Regions from separate parts of the Homo sapiens genome. Here region 1 is linked to region 2. Evidence: read pairs that join two places in POLR2A ChIA-PET (ENCODE). Cell type or tissue: OCI-LY7. All regions are shown on one strand. Each heading gives the region's core, and the rest is flanking DNA. Links, peaks and the distances in the headings are about the cores only.

Region 1 (8,464 bases), core at 74-8,073, 210 kb before region 2:
CCAAGCCCACCCCACAGTCATGGGTTCCTCAGAGTGTCACTGAATCACAGGACTCATGGAAATCTGCCCATGTCATGAAGATAAACCACTGTGATCACTTTTAAAATCTTTCTCATCATGTCCTTGGGAAGATAAAGGGGTGGAACTGAACAGAAAGGGGCAGAGGTGGGACTTTTTTTCACTAACCTTAACCTTCATGCCAAGAACAGAGATCTCTGTTTGAAAGCATGTCTCCGATGACCATTTATTTGCTCTGCCTGGTAAACCTTCGTGTAATGCGTGGCTTTAAGCATTAGTCATTCCCTGCTGGGAAGGAGGTTAGAACTCCAGAAACAAGGCTATTGCAGAACTGGACTGTGTGGGTCACTAAACCACAGGGGAAAGGGTGGAGAAGCAGCTGGTGTCCCGCTTAAAGGTCACAAAGCATTATTTCTACTTTAATACCCAGAGTTCAAGTGGAAATAAACTCAGAAGGTTAAGATCTAAGTGAAAATTAACTGAAGGCAACTGTGCCATTTGGACTCTGAGATGTGCTTGCCTGGGAAAGTGCAAAACACACTGGCTATCTTTCCATGAGCACAGCTGAACAGGAATAGGCATTAATAAGGATAAACATAAAGAAAAAATTGCTAATTATTGGCAGAGAATGCCAAGAAAAGTTGGTGGAATTCTCTTCTTTGGGGACCCTGGGAAAAGAACAGTAACAGTTAGGTACAGAGGCGCCTGGAAGCAAAGAAACTTCTTTCCCTGGGACAGTGGCTCTGTGCTGTGTGTAACCCTGAGTTCTTTAGGTCACTATAGTCTGGGTGAGTGACTCCAGGGTTGTAGGATGCAATAGCCATGCTAATGAAAACTCACTGGTTCTGAGCCCCCTTCCAGAAGTACTGTGGGTACTTTCAGCCTCTTTTCTCCCTGCAGAGTCTCAAAGAGCTCATGTTCTGTCCTTGGTGATTAATACAGATTTCTTGGCTCTTCCCAGCCTGCTAGTCAGTGAACTTAATTTGCCACTTCTGTTGCTAATCATAACTCTTGCCTCAGCATCAAGCTGATCATCCTTGCAGCTGTAGATATTGGCCCTCCTGCACTGGATGCTCGCAGAGAGGGGAAGGCAGTCTCCTAATCACCATTTCTAATAAAAAAACGAGAGGCTTGCATTCTCACTCTCTTGCTGAGCTTCTCCTGATGGAGCTAGCCATGAGGTTCCTGATGGCTGGAGGAAATATGAGGATATCTTCCCCAGAACACCCACCACACCTCTCTCAACAATCAACTCATGTTCCAGGACAGATGCTGTGAACAACAGCAAATGTAGAGCAGGTACTAGAAACTATGATCAGTGCTTTACATAGATGATCTCATTACATCTTTACTGTAAGCCCATGAGGTAGGTACTCTTATGGTCCCTATTCTACAGATGTGCAGAGAACCAGCACCTCAACTCTCTGATTTCAAGTTGAGAGGTTGGGGTTGGCCTGGTTGGCTCTTCAAGTCAAGAGGACATTTTATTCTGTCCCATCAAGTGACCTTTGGGTCACCAAGGCATTAGTTCTCAGTGGATATTGCTGGTGTGCCTGACGGAGGTGGCCATTAGGCCTCCCTCCATTACACATGCCGATAGCTCTTGGTTTTCTTTTATTTGCAATACAATTCAAAAATGTGAATAAAACCTCAAAAAATAGGGAAATGAAGTCTGAACAATAAAAATAGCTGAGATATTGAGTATTTAGTCTTGCCAGGCACTGTTTGCCAAGCACTGTTCTGTGAGGACAGTGCCTGGCAACATTAAATACTCAGTATCTTAGGAGGTAGGTACTATTATCATCCCCATTTTACAGGCCGCCAAGAGGTTAAGTGACTTGCACAAGATTGCACAGCTCTTAATTGGAGAAGCTGGCATTCAAATCCAGCAGTAGCATCGGCCTGTTCCTTGCCAAATACAACAAGGCTTTCTACCTTCTTGGATGTTTATTTCCTACCACACTTTTAAAAACAATTCACCAAACACGTAAGAAGTAGCTAAAACAAGGGGCTCACATTCAATGTGTAATGTAGAGGTGCAGCTTTGTGGTTGGTTCCTTCTTTCAGTTAAGTAATGAAAAATGATACAACACATAAAAATATAACAAAACCGAAAGAGGTGAGTGCCCTAAGGAGGATACAAATACAGCCCTGTGGAAGCTAAAGTGTTGGAAGAGATCCTGCTGAGTTAGGTCCCAAAGAATCACTAGGATCTCCACGAACAGAGATGGGAAACAGACAGTAGCACTGTAAGCAGGAAAAGAACTTCGTGGTGGAAAAGTGTCCTGGGGTCCAGAAATAGTGAGATACTGATATCTGATGGATCAAGTAGGAAGTCATGGATGATTCCAGGATGAAAAAAAATTCATAGATTCATCAGAACAATTAGCAGGTGAAATTTAGCAATATTTTCAACACACCTTCAAAAACACTTGGTAGTGGCACATGGGGCAGAAGAGTCCCATATATATGGATGTCCAGGTTTACACCAGATGTCCTGGCAACCCATCGGGTTAGCAACCCTAACCATTCTCAAGATCCTTGCATGGACAATAAATTATATGACCACCCTGTATCTGGCAAATTGAAAGATAGGGCCCAACACTTAGGTGTATTAACGGTGCTTAAGAAGTCATATTGTGGCCAGGCATGGTGGCTGACACCTGTAATCCCAACACTTTGGGAGGCTGAGGCAGGAGGAGCACCTGCGCCCAGGAATTCCAGAACAGTCTGGGCAACATGGAGAAACCCCATCTCTACAAAAACAAAAAACAAAACATAATTAGCTGGGTGTGGTGGCACACAACTGTAGTCCTAGCTACTCAGGAGACTGAAGTGGGAGGATTACTTCAGCCCAACAGGTTGAGGCTAGAGTGAGCCGTGATAGTGCCACTGCACTCCAGCCCAGGCAACAGAGTGAGAACCTGTCTCAAAACCAACAAACAAAAAACCAAAACAAACCCACAAATAAGTCATATTTTAAAAGCCTACATCTCAATGCCTAGCTAAGCTTTATAAAGAATGCGGGCTCTTTGACACTTGTTTACAATTGCAACCATAGTTGGTTTTGGAAGTGTCAGTTCTTCCCACAACCCTATTTGGTGTGAGCCGTTTTGCACAAGGTAACCCAACTAGTGTCTGCCACAGAGATATGCAGGAAAAGCCAGCCTTTGATGAACAAATAGTCCCCATCTATCTGGAGTTAATGTATAGTAAAGAAAAAACCTGGTTAAACACACACTGGCATAAACTGATAAAGCTAATTTTTATCCAAGCCCACTTTTGGATTTCAAACAACTGAAGTCAAAGAAGTTAATTAAAAACACATAGAGTTGTCAATGAGTTTAAAAATAAAACACAAATTTATTCGAAATAATGAGACTTAACTAACTCTGTGGTAGACTAGTTGGCTAGTCTTTTGCAGAAGAGCCAACCTATTTGTACCTGAGATAAAACATATTCAGAAAGAAGGAAAACTGCAAAGTGGTCCCAGAACAGAGAAAGCAACAAGGAGAAGGCTTAACTGTCCTTTCAACTTTGAGGTGCAATCTGTCTACAGGGCTCCCTTGGGGGAAGCACAAGCTCTTTCTTTTAGTCTGATTTTGTTGATTGATGCTGTGTTGTTGCTGGATTGTATTACTATGTGAAGTTGAAAGGCTTAATGTTAATGTGTCTTAAACTTCAAGACTTGGAATGCATGATCCCATTTAAACTTGACCGTTCTGGGCAATGTGTTTTGATTGGCTGGATGTCTAGCTTGTGCATTTCTGTCATTTCCTAATGTGTGTGGTATGCTTTGAGCACTGCAGACAGGAAACTCACTTTTTCTCTGGCTTTCTTCTGATTTTTCTGTTTCTTGATTATTGGAAAAATGAATAAACACATAAAAATAATAATAAAGTGTCACCCCAAAAGTCTTATCTTTAAAATAATGTGGAATGGCAATGCTAAAAATAAAGCAACTTGAACTAATTTCCACTATGAATAGGGAACAAAGAATCTGCACCTTCCCTGATTTTGGATTCCAGATTCCAAATATTTCATAAATAAAATATGGCCAGCCACATGAATTATAAGGTATATACCATGTGAGTTACATACACAGGGAGAGGTTGTTTTTAAAATTTCCTGCTGGCAAAGTCAGACTTATCCTTCTTTTTTTTTTTTTTTTTTTTGAGACAGAGTCTCACTCTGTCGCCCAGGCTGGAGGGCAGTGGCACAATCTCTGCTCACTGCAAGCTCCACCTCCCGGGCTCACGCCATTCTCCTGCCTCAGCCTCCCGAGTAGCTGGGACTACAGGTGCCCACCACTATACCCGGCTAATTTTTTGTATTTTTAGTAGAGACGGGGTTTCACCGTGTTAGCCAGGATGGTCTCCATCTCCTGACCTCGTGATCCACCCGCCTCGGCCTCCCAAAGTGCTGGGATTACAGGCGTGAGCCACCGCGCCCAGCCAGACTTATTCTCATTGCCACTATTAAACCTGTCAGATAAAACCATTCCAGGATGAAGTTGGAGATACGTCATAGTACATTTTAACCCATTTATGCCTGAGGTTGCAATTTTTTGAGTGTGAAAAATCAGACCCTGGTGATGACCTTGAGCAGTAAGACATAAATAACTCCCACATGCTTAGTGTTCCAATAATGGAACACTAGGCATAAATAGGTTTTAATATAAAAGCTTAAAATTTGTACTCCAAAGTAGGGAAAACTTGATTATATTCATTTACTCTCTATTAGGAGCATCACATCAGCTATATTTTTAAAGGAAGAAAAAGCATGTCATTTCCTTTGTATGCATATCGTCTAAACGGACACTTGGAAGTCAGTATTAGGTGTCAATGAAATGCCACATGATGGAAATAAAATCATCTACATATATAGTTGTACTCCTGTAAATACTTATCTTTGTATCCTCATAAATATTATGAAATACATACGTGAAAGTTTATCTCATAAATAAAATCCAATTTGTTATCAGACATTGAGGGTCTCAGGGAGAAAAAAGACCTTCAAACATATTTGCCTTATGCTTATGTGATTCCTGCATCCTTAGCATGTGATAAGTTGAAACCATAGCATAAAATACTCTAACAGAAATCCCTATGGAAAGCAAGAAACTATTTACCCTAATTAGCCTAGTGGCTTATTTCATAGTCAAGGAGTGTCAAAGATATTGATTTTATTGCAAACTCATACCACCCTTTATTCAGATCTGGGAATGGAGCAGATAGAGTGCCTGGGTCCAAGTTTAAATCTAAACCATCAAAAACAAATACATGAGTGACTGTTAAACTCTGCATGCCAGGCACTATTAGATGCTAGAGATGTAAATGAGCAATACTGTGGTGGGTTAAATGGTGGCCCCTGAAATATATACCCACACCCTAATCCTTGGAAGCTGTGAATGTAACCTTCTTTGGAAAAAAAAGTCTTTGTGGATATAAGTAAGCTAAGGATTTTTAGATGAAATCATCCTAGATTAGCCAGGTGAACCCTAAATCCAGTGACAAGCATTCTATGGGACAAATGGAAGAGCCACACACAGGGAGGAGGAGAAGGCTGTAAGAAGATGGAGGCAGAGGCTGGGTGATGCAGCCGTAGCCACCAAATAACTGGAGCCACCAGAAGTTGGACGAGGCCAGTAAAGGTCCCTGCTAGAACCTTCAGAGGAACACAGCCCAGCCGACAAATTTATTTCAAACATCTGGCCTCCGGAACTGTGGGAGAATAAATTTTGGTTGTTTTAAGTCACCAAGTTTGGGGTAATTTGTTACAGCAGTCCTGGGAAACTAATACAAATAGCATCCCGATATCTAGTTGCTGAAGGACAATATGCAGAGGGGGACAAGTTAGAGGTAAGTTACTTATCTGAAACTCATACCTGTAATCCCAGCACCTTGGGAGGCCAAGACAGGGGGATTGCTTGCATCCAGGAGTTCAAGACCAGCCTGGGCAACATAGCAAGACCTTGTCTCTACAAAAAAAATAAAAACAAAAAAATTAGCCTGGTAAGGTGGCATGAGCCTGTAGTCTCAGATACTCTGGAGGCTGAGGTGGGAGGATCACTTGAGCCCAGGAGTTTGAGTCTGCAGTGACTTCTGATGGCACCACTGCACTCCAGCCTAGGCAACAGAGCAAAAACTACTTCACTACCAGCAAAACAATAGGCAGAAAAATTTACTTGTGTGAATTTTTGAAAATCCAAGTTAGATTAGGACTCCCACACATGTCTTTTCCCAGGCCACTCCGTTTTGGATCCTCCAACTCCAGGTACTGGACTCCTGGGCTCCCTGGGATTTGAAATCAGGCCTTGATACTCCATTTTTTCCAAGCAGAGCTTTTTGAGAGGTCTTGAAGAACAGGCTTGAGTAGAAAGCCATATTTTTTGCACACTTATTTGTTGACCGCACATGTGGAATATGGGCTTTGAAAACCACTCTGTGTGTTGTGACAGCCTCAGCGTGGCCTGGGACACACCCATCGTGAGGCTTCTGCTGTGACTGAGTGTATCAGGCTCAGTAGCGAGCCAGGCTGGACTGACATCCAGAGCAAGGGCTGAGAAAGTTCTCGAGAGAAAATTCCTGTGAGGAAGGATTCTCTCCCGAAGGCCCAGAAACTCCTGAGCTTGTCTGTGAAATGTTACCTATATGTTCACTTTTCTGAGAGAATTTCTGGGGCTTTTATCATCTTTTGAAAAGGTTTCACAGCTTAAGAAACCACGCTGTAAGAACCCAGAATGAGATTTGGTGAGCTTGACCTGTTAGAAAAGCCTCAGTTGTCAGAGCAAAGTAGGATTCCAAATACAAAGATGTGGCTTTAACCTGGCGTGCTCCTGGAGGGGCAAGGCTGGGGCTGAGGGAGGATAGAGCAGACTGGAAGCAAAAACTAGATAGCTGGTCAATGAAGGCTCAAGCAGCCTTGCTGTGGGGCCCCACACAGCGACTAACACAGCAGAGAAAGCTGTTCCCCACCTCCTCCCCAGCCCCGGGCAAGGCTTTGGCACTCTAAGCTACCAGCAGAGATTGGCTGCACTCTCCAGAGTGGAGCACATGCGAGATGCCCCCAAGACCCCCAGAAATCTGGGGGCAGAACCTCAGGAAGCTGCACGTCCTGCTTCAACCTGAGGGGATAACGAAGTCAGCAGAATTCAAGTTTTCAATGTTACTGAAAACTCATTTTCACCCTCAGGTGTGGGAACTTTGGGGCCACACACCATTATGGAATTTGACACAGAATTTATACCCCCAAAGATTATTTATGTTCATCAATTCACATTAGATTGGTTTCAAATTTTAATTTTTGGTACCATGTGGAAAATCCCATAGATGCCTGTAGATTTAGCTACATTTTCCTGTACCTAAAATGGTAACGTTAATGCTCGTTCCCTAACAAACCCCAGATACTACGCTTTTCCAGAGCATTTCAGAATGAAGGAGAGGTGGGGATTATAAGAATATGCACAGTTCTGCCAACCATGACTGGGCATAATTTTCAGGCTCCTGGTAGACCTCCACAGGGGCGGTAGTAGGCTAGACAGGCCTGCCTTCCTCTGGGCTTGATGCTGCCGGCATCTCTGCTTCAGGCTACAATCAGTTACCCAGAGCCTTTTCATCTTTTCACTGAGGAAAACAAGAAAACCAGATCCCTTCTGAAAACACTTGCAGGAAAAGAAAAAAAAAAAAAGAAAGCAAATGCACAGTTTTTGTTGTGCTTTGTTGTTTTATATGGTCTCAACAGAGGCAAGTAAGAATAGATTATATATTTATCTAGAATGGGTTTCCAAAAAAATGGGGAAAGAAGGCTTAGGGAGTTCTTATTTTGTGATTTGTTTAAAAAAACAAAAAAGCTCAAGCCTCAGCCCCAGTCTCTATTGAAAAAAAAGAAAAAAAAATCAGAAAAGAGGAACTTGTTAGGAAGTGGAGTGAATGCTGGCTTCCCCCAGGCCCACTCAACCCCATCACCATGGAGACTCCTGAAGGTTCCAGGAATGACTCACGGGATTCGCTGGCGAAGCCTTTGAAATGGAAGCAGCACGGGAGCACAAAGATGAACTTAGTCTGCAGCCCTTAAAGACTATGCCTTTGCCTCCTGACTGACAGCCTGGGATGTGGATGGCAGGCTACAGAGAACGTGCCCTTCCCTTCTTCCAGATCCTCATTACTTGGGGGCACTTTGCTCATGAGAGCAAAGGTCAAAAAATGTTTTTGCCTTGGATTGGGTTCTTGCCCCACTATTGGAGAAATATTGATGTAAATAAACCCCTGCACCCCACCCCCAGAGTGTGAATACTTAAAAGGGGAGGCTGGGGCCCTTGGGATTAGAGAGAGGGTGGTTTTCAGAAGCCCTGGGCTGGAAAAAGGTGTGGGGGAGCTACAGGCCAAGTTTTTTCTTGGGCAGCTGAAATGTATTCCCCTGGCTGTCCCTCTGGCTACATAAAACT
Region 2 (8,464 bases), core at 106-8,105:
TGCTTGAGCCCAAGAGGCAGAGGCTGCAATGAGCCAAGATCGCGCCACTGCACTCCAGCCTGGGCGACAAAGCGAGACTCCGGCTCTGAATAAATAAAAAAATAACACATACGTGAAAATCTGCCATGGATAAGAGCCAATATACAACTGAAGTTTAAAATATAGAATTTCTCTATTAATTACCAAGCACAGGGATTCTTTACACCACAAGCGCCACAGCCAATGGGACACCAGTTTACAACCGCAAACATTTTGCTATCCTGCTAAACAGGGCTGGTTTATATTGCCTTAAGGCCGAGGGGAGCATTCACTCTGAGGTGAGTTGTGGAGATACTTGAACCTCCTCAGCATATTTAGATAATATCAGCCTCCCAGCCCAGTGAAAAGGCTTGTAAGAAAGAGAAAGCTGGCAAGAAGGGTACTTTACCAAGCTTTTACGTACCTGCACTAACTAAACAGGAAATGCATGTTCGTTTTCGGATTTGAAGTATTTCATAGGGTTCCTTTTCTCCCTATAAGCTCTGGCTTCTGTGTTAATCTACTGATTATTTTGAACTTCTCCAATACTAGATTTATCGTCACTGCAGTGCTTTGCTATCCTGCAAATATTAGTAAGTGCCTTTTCATGGATGTGCCGTGCTTAGAAGCATCCTGAGGCGCCTTTCAGCCACCTTTGCTTCTTCCATGGTTCCTTGAGGGAACACTGGCTGGGGAATTAGGGATGTGAACCTACTGGTGTTTTTGAAAAGCTGTCAAAATAGCAAAATTCCAACAAATCGAGTGTAATAATTTAATTGGCTTTTACTAGCGATACATGAGTCGGGCAGCATCCCATCTATAAATAGAAGGGTACTTCAATGAGCTGAGCAGAGGAGATAGGTTTTACAGGCAGAAATAGACCAAAGAAAGCAGAAACCAAGAATGAAAGCAGATTGGTCATTTCAAAGTTTCTTTCCTTGTAGGATTAAAGCAGAAGAGCCTCATCATGCTGGCTCAGGTTGACCGGGCCTCTTCTAATTGGTTGCTGTGAATCTTTTGCTTTTTTTGAAAAACCGACCTGTTTCAAAGTTCAGTTTGAGTACACAGCACCTAGGACAAGTGAAGCCATTCAGGTTTGGTCTGTTCTTTGGGCCTAGGGCAGGAGCTTAGGCCAAAACAATGGTCTCTTTAAATTTTACTCAATACAGCTAAAAGGGCCGGAGAAACAGTCACAAATATGTTCACTGAGCAGGCCTGTTCAGAGCCCACGAACCATACCTAGGTGACTCTTTAAGTGTGGCAGGGGTGCCCAAACAGGCTTTGCCCCTGAAAACAGCTCAGAATTTAGTCATTAGTTTAATGTCACTTTGGGATGCTTTCTTTAATCCACCAGATTTTTTCCGCCTCTTCTACCATGAACTCCCAAAGCATCCTCTTCCTCCAATGCCATAAGTCATGTCTTTTGGCCCTACCGCCTCTGACTACAGTCTTTGGGACTACAGCCGTTGACTCTAAGCTTGAAGAGGCTGTTCCATTTTGTGTTCTTTTCATCTATAGTATCCAGCAAAACTCTCTAATCAATTGTATCTTTCACTTTTCTTACTCTTTTCCTGACTTACACAGTGCATGATCGTGAAATGGTAGGTGGATGAGAGACTGGCTAAAACTTCATAGACCTTCCTCCTGGTCTTTTTTCTTCTGAAAAATTGGCATTAAATCTTTGTAATTTACACTTTTAATGTGGCGTTCAATAATGTTTCACTGAAAACTTTTCCCTGATAATTTCAATGTACTGTGGGAATTAAATGTAATAACAAATAATATGTGTTGGCCGGGTGTGGCCGGGTGTAGCGGCTCACACCTGTAATCCCAGCACTTTGAGACGCCAAGGTGGGCAGATTGCTTGAGCCCAGGAGTTCGAGACCAGCCTTGGCAACACAGTGAATTTCGGTATTTAACAAAAATACAAAAATTAGCCAGTTTCATAACCTGGTCTCAAAATAAACAAATCAGTAGAATATTTTTTAATTAAAAAATGTTATTAAATGTAGTATGAAAGATATGTGAATGGCGTATTCTAAATGGTTAAAGAATAGTGAAGGTTGTTCAATAAGTATTTGAACAATAAGTTTACTGTTTGGGGAAAAAAATAGTACAAAATAGAAACTTCAGTGTTACACATCAAAATACATTACAAATAATCAAAGATTCATATACCAAAAGAGAAAGCAAAGGAAAAAAAAAAAAGAAACGTAGTTTCATTAGAAGATATATATATTCTTTTGGTGGAAACAATCTTGCTAAAACATGATGCCAGAAGGAAAAGAATGTAAAATAATGTTAAACTTCTACATGTCGAAACATTAAAAATGATGATCAAGCATAAACCAAAATTGCCAAATGACAGAGAAGATTTAATATCGTTACACCTAGAGCTGATATAAATGAGATCCCAATTCAACGACTGGAAGTCTGAAGGGAGCCCACAGAGCTTCTCACACTTCTTGTTCAGACACACCTTGCCCCCAGTCTCTTTCTCCAAAAGATTCCTTGCCTTGTCTTTTAAACTGCCCAGGAGGCCAATCCCAAGAGAGATACAACAATTAGAACTCAGCCTCCCTCGGCTGGGTGTGGTGGCTCACGCCCATAATCCCAGCACTTTGAGAGGCAGGAGAATCCCAAAAACCCTCTCCCCAGGAGACCCCTTCATAAGTTGTACTCTTTTCTTTTTTGTTGTTGTTGTTTTTGAGACAGGGTCTCACTCTGTTGCCCAGGTTGGAGTGCAGTGGCACGATCTCAGCTCACTGCAACCTCTGCTTCCCAGGTTCAAGTGATTCTCTTGCCTCAGCCTCTCAAGTAGCTGGGACTACAGGCACACGCCACCATGCCCAGTTGATTTTTGTATTTTTAGTAGAGATGGGGTTTTGCCATGTTGGTCAGACTGGTCTCAAACTCCTGGCTTCAAGCAATCCTCCCGTCTCGGCCTCCCAAAGTGCTGGGACTACAGGCATGAGCCACTGCACCCAGCCTAAGCTGCACTCTTGATCGCTGTCACCCTGTGAAGACTGAGTCTCCCAGGACACTGAAGCCTAGACCTAACCTCGCCCCCTGACCCTCCCACGGTGCCTTTTGGAATGTGTGGTCTGTCTTTAATCCCACTGCCCCAGTTTTTTTCTGCCAACAGTCCCTTCCCTGCTGTCGTGCTAAATGGAACCTGAATATTCGCTGAATGTCCCTTTACAGCCCTGGCCAGTGGTGGCTGTCTTATCTCCCGCATTCCACATACTTTTGGGCCTGGAGATGAGAGAGGTTCTTCCTTGTTGCCATTTCAGCCACTCCCTCCCCTTCCCACTCAACCCTCCAGTGACTCTGAAACACTTTGGACTGAGCCCCTGCCCCTGCTCCTTTGGCTGTCATCTGCCGTTTTCATGGCGTTCTGCCTGTCCTTGAGGATTTTTGCTCCGGCTCACTGTATATTTCTTTCTGCTAGGGCCACTGCTGCCATTTAGATGACTTTGCCTCACACAGAGACAATCCATGTGCTATCCCAGCCTCTTGGTGCCTCTTTCTCCTCATTTTTCATGAATTCTTGCCAACTCTGGCCCTGCAGTTTCCTTGTCATACTCAGACTTTGTCATCACCTGTAACCTTGCTATCTCCAGAAGCTTAATTTCAAGCACACTACTTTCTAGCCAGCTTACTTCCTCCACAAGTGCCTCTCTGCCATTCTTTGAACCTTGCTCTGACCCACTGAGCTCTGCCACCACTCAGCAGACAGCCACTTCCTGTGTTCCTTACTTATCCATCCCTACAATCATTACCCTTGCAGGAAGCCTTATTCCTTTTCTCCTCTATCTCCTTGTCCCATCTGCCTGACAATTCCTCTACGTTGGCTGAAATTAACTTCACACTTAGTCTCTCTGTCCTGCACCTGAGCAGTTAAATACAACTGGAGAAAAATAAACCACCATCTTGGCTGGTCGCCATTAAATTGATGACCATAAACTTCCCACGGGCTCTCCGCACAGCTTAGCAAGCCCACTGCATGTCCCTATTCAATTCGCTCTCCATTCTGAGACCAATATTTCACACCTGTCTTCCTCCATGTTCAACTCCTTCTCCCCTCACACCCTCAGCTGATGATCTATTTATTTCCCCAAGAAAATAATCAGAAGAGACCGTTCTCATTCTTTTATCAGCAAATCTCTTAGCATCTGAGCCTAAGTACTTTGTCTTTCCTATTAATAAAATAATTTTTCTAGCTCTTAGGGTCACACCGCCTCCTCTTAGACACTGGAATCCCATCCCTGGAGAAGTTTGCCCCCGCAAGCGCCCCTTCTCTCACCTACAACATCCATGTGTCAGCCTCTCCCATCTTCAGAACAGTAACAAAAACCTTGACCTCACATTGCCCTACGAGGCACCAGAAAATGTTTCAAGAGTGAGTCCATAGCTCCACTTTCTCACCATCCCTTCTCTTGAGCCCACTCACACTTGTTCATGTGAAACTGTTCATGTGGAGTTAGCAGAGCTAACTTCCCTATTGCCAGAGCCAGTGGCCAATTACTCTATTACTCTTTTTCAGCAGCATCTGACAGATAATCATCCCTTCCTTTTAAAAAAAAGAAAAGCATTCTTCCTTGTATTTTCAGGGCACCACACTCCTATTGAATGAAGCTAGGCAGGCAACCATGTGACTAAAGGAAGAACATTCCAGGAAGAGCAAAAGTCAGGAGGAGCAAGTGTGCTTGGCCTTTGCCTTGGTCTGCTTGGGCTGCTATCACAAAATATCTTAGACTGGATAATTTATAAATGTTAGAAATTTAGTCTGGGCATGGTGGCTCACGCCTATAATCCAAGCACTTTGGGAGGCCAAGGCAGGCAGATCACTTGAGGTCAGGAGTTTGAGACCAGCCTGGCCAACATGGCAAAACCCTGTCTCTACAAAAAAATACAAAAATTAGTCGGGCATGGTGTCATACACCTATAGTCCCAACCACTTGGGAGGCTTAGGCACCAGAATTGCTTGAACCAGGAAGTGGAGGTTGCAGTGAGCCGAGATGGTGCGACTGCACTCCAGCCTGGATGACGGAGCAAGACTCTGTCTTGAAAAAAATATATATATATTGCTCACAGTTCTATAAACCAGGAAGTCCAAGATCAAGGCACCATTTTTGTTCTTCAGAGCTGTTTTAAGTCCCTAAATGACCCCATCCTATAACATGATCCACACATTCCTAATTCCCAAACGGCTATCTCCAGGGTGTCCCTCTCCGCTGAGCTCCAGTGTTGCAGATCTATCTTCCTATTAAATCATCTCCACTCGAAAGTCTAATAGGAATCTCACACTTAACACACTCCTAATGGGATTATCTTATCCCCTTTAAATTCTTTCCTTCCCAAATCTGACCCATCTCAGGAAATGGCACAATTGCTCAGTCAATAAAACCTGGAGTTCATTTTGACTCCTCTTCTACCTCACAGCCAATGCACATATCGTGTTGGCTCTACTTTTGAAATCCAACAGTAATCCAACTACTCTTGAACACCTCCAGTTACCACCCTAAACTCCAAGGAGATTGTAATAGACTAGGACTCCTATTCAGACCATCTGTAGACAGTCTCCCCACTTCAGTGATCCTTTTAAAACCCAGATCAGATCATGTTACCCTCTTGCCTGAAACTTTCCTGAGGTTATCTATTATTCTCAGCTTAAACAAAGTCCTCACTATGGCCTACAAAGCCATATGAGATCTGGTGTCTGCTAGCCTCTTTACTCATGTCCTAACTCTCCTTCACTGATCACTCTGCTCAACCACACTGGCCTCTTGCTTATCCTCAGTCATGCTGCTGTGGTCTCAATGTTTGTGTCCCCCCAAAATTAGTGAAGTCTAAATCCCCAATCCAACAGTACTAAGAGATGGGGCCACTGGAGAGACGGTTGAGGGCTCTGTGCCCCTCTTATGCCATGTGAGGACAGTGAGAGAACCAGCCATGAAGCAGAGCAGCTTTCACCAGAATGTGCTGATACCTTGATCTTGGACTTCCCAGCTTCTAGAACTATAAGCAATACACTTCTATTATTTATACATTTTACCCAGTCTAAGGTATTTTGTTATAGCAGCCCAAACAGACCAGACACATGCCTAGCACTCACTCTTCATGACTTTTGTTCTCCTGGAACGCTCTTCCTGCAATCACATGGCGAGCTCCCTAACTTTATTGAAGCCTCTTCTCAAACATCACCCACCTCCAAGAAACCTTCCAAGTCTACCTGGTCTAAAATACTTCTCCCTCTCATCCACTCCTCTTCTCCATAGCATTTAGTGCCATCTGACATAAGAATCAGTCCTCGGCCGGGCGCGGTGGCTCACGCCTGTAATCCCAGCACTTTGAGAGGCTGAGGTGGGTGGATTGCCTGAGGTCAGGAGTTCGAGGCTAGCCTGGCCAACATGGTGAAACCCCGTCTGTACTAAAAATACAAAAATTAGCCGGGCATGGTGGTGCAAGCCTGTAATCCCAGCTATTCGGGAGGCTGAGGCAGGAGAATCGCTTGAACCCGGGAGGTGGAGGCTGAACCCGGGAGGCGGAGGTTGCAGTGAGCCGAGATCATGCCATTGCACTCCAGCCTAGGCTACAAGAGTGAAACTCCATCTCCAAAAAAAAAAAGAATCAGTCCTCATTACTCACAGATTCCGTATTTGTGAATTCATTTACTTGCTAAAATTAATTTGTAACCCTAAAAATCAATGCTTTCAGTGCTTCTTGTGGTTATTCGTGGACATGCATGCACAGAACAGAGAAAAATTTGAGTCACAGGACGTGCACATTTCCAGCTGAGGTCAAACAAGTCAATACTCCACCTTCCTCTTTCAGTTCACACTGTAAACAAGTGTATTTTTGGGGGACTAGTGTCTTTGTTATTGTTCCTTTTTTTTTTTTTTTGAGACGCAGTCTCGCTCTGTCGCCCAGGCTGGAGTGCAGTGGCGCAATCTCGGCTCACTTCAAGCTCCGCCTCCCAGGTTCACACCATTCTCTTGCCTCAGCCTCCCGAGTAGCTGGGACTACAGGCGCCTGCCACCTCGCCCGGCTAATTCTTTGTATTTTTAGTAGAGACGGGGTTTCACCGTGTTAGCCAGGATGGTCTTGATCTCCTGACCTCGTGATCCGCCCGCCTCGGCCTCCCTAAGTGATGGGATTACAGGCGTGAGCCACCTTGCCCAGCCTATTGTTGCATTTTTTTGTGCTTTTTGTTGATTTCACTGTTTAAAACGTCCTCAAGTGCAGTGCTGAAGTGCCGTCTAGTGTTCCTAAGCACAGAAAGCTATGATGTGCCTTATGGAGAACACCATGTGTCAGATAAGCTTCGTTCAGGCTGAGTTACAGTGCTGTTGGCCATGTTAATGTAAAGAATCAACCATATAGATCAAATAACATGTCTTTAAACAGAAACAGAAAAGGTTATATAGTGATTGTTTGACAAAAATCTCATGACCACAGGCTAGCAGGAACCTATTTCCCCTAGGAACAGTATTTCAGTTTATACTAATTCAGTGTTCAAGGCAACTTTATTGACCATAACTACTACAAATGACATGAATCAACTGCATGTATCTCCTATTACTACCTAACATTATATATTGATCTCCATGTTTGGAAGGCAAACTCAAAAGGAGCAAGGATTTCCTTCTAGTGTGCTGCCTTATCTCAGGCTGATAACAGTGCTTGGTCCTTAGCAGTAATCTAGAAATATTTGTTGAAAAGATAATTAGTACAAGCAAAGGATAAGCAATTCTTAAACCCACCCCCGCCTCCACCAAAAAAAAAACAAAACAACAACTCAAGTGGACAATAGTTATAGAAAATGTTCAGGCTCACTAGTAATCTTGGAGCACCCAGGATTGGTTCCCCCCTTCCTCCCAATACTACTACCTAGTGTTGGCGAGGGCCCAGGGAAGTCAGTCATGCAATCACCAAAAAACCTTAAATGTGCATTTCCTTTGACCAAGCAACTCCACTCCTGGAAAACAAAACTTGGATCCATGCAAAAATTTATCAACAAGGCTAACTGCTGCAATTAACAATGGCAAGACAGTATAAATCACCTCAGAATCTTAAAACAGTGAAACAATGTTTATCCATTAAAACAGATACAATAGGATCTCACGTTTATTTAAAATCTATATGCATAAAATAGGAAAATGTTTGTAGTCACTAAGTATTAAAATGCATGGTCAAAAATCTTTTTTTTTGGTATTTTCCTAGTTTTTCCTTGACAATATGCACTACTTTTGTCAGAAAAAAAATAAAACAACACAGAAGCTTAGGAGTAAATCTGACAAATAGATTATGAAGTACTGAGTCCCTAGCAAATAATTTTACTGCAAGGACACTGGCTGCCAGCCTTAAACCTCAGTAAGTACTGCTGTTAACTCAAATCTCTACGGCAGTGGTGCTGTTTGGGCATCCTACTTTAAATGAAGCC

The links. Peaks named below come from ENCODE experiments on the same cell type or tissue, not always from the same donor. Only the 100,000 strongest peaks of a DNase experiment are listed, where the experiment ranks them.
Region 1: POLR2A ChIA-PET joins it to region 2 with 9 read pairs; 3 of 35 experiments call an interaction of 5 or more read pairs at or near these places.

Annotation. Positions count from the first base shown.
Region 1 is chr13:30,872,808-30,881,271 of GRCh38, reverse strand. No RefSeq gene overlaps it. Among named protein-coding and RNA genes, the nearest start is that of LINC00545, 5.5 kb to the left of the region's middle. In OCI-LY7, for the core only: no CTCF peak of the experiment used is centred there; no DNase peak of the experiment used is centred there.
Region 2 is chr13:30,661,106-30,669,569 of GRCh38, reverse strand. No RefSeq gene overlaps it. Among named protein-coding and RNA genes, the nearest start is that of TRN-GTT2-4, 8.7 kb to the left of the region's middle. In OCI-LY7, for the core only: a CTCF peak has its summit at 6,729; DNase peaks (open chromatin) are centred at 3,689 and 6,839; H3K4me3 peaks cover 737 bases; H3K27ac peaks cover 2,347 bases.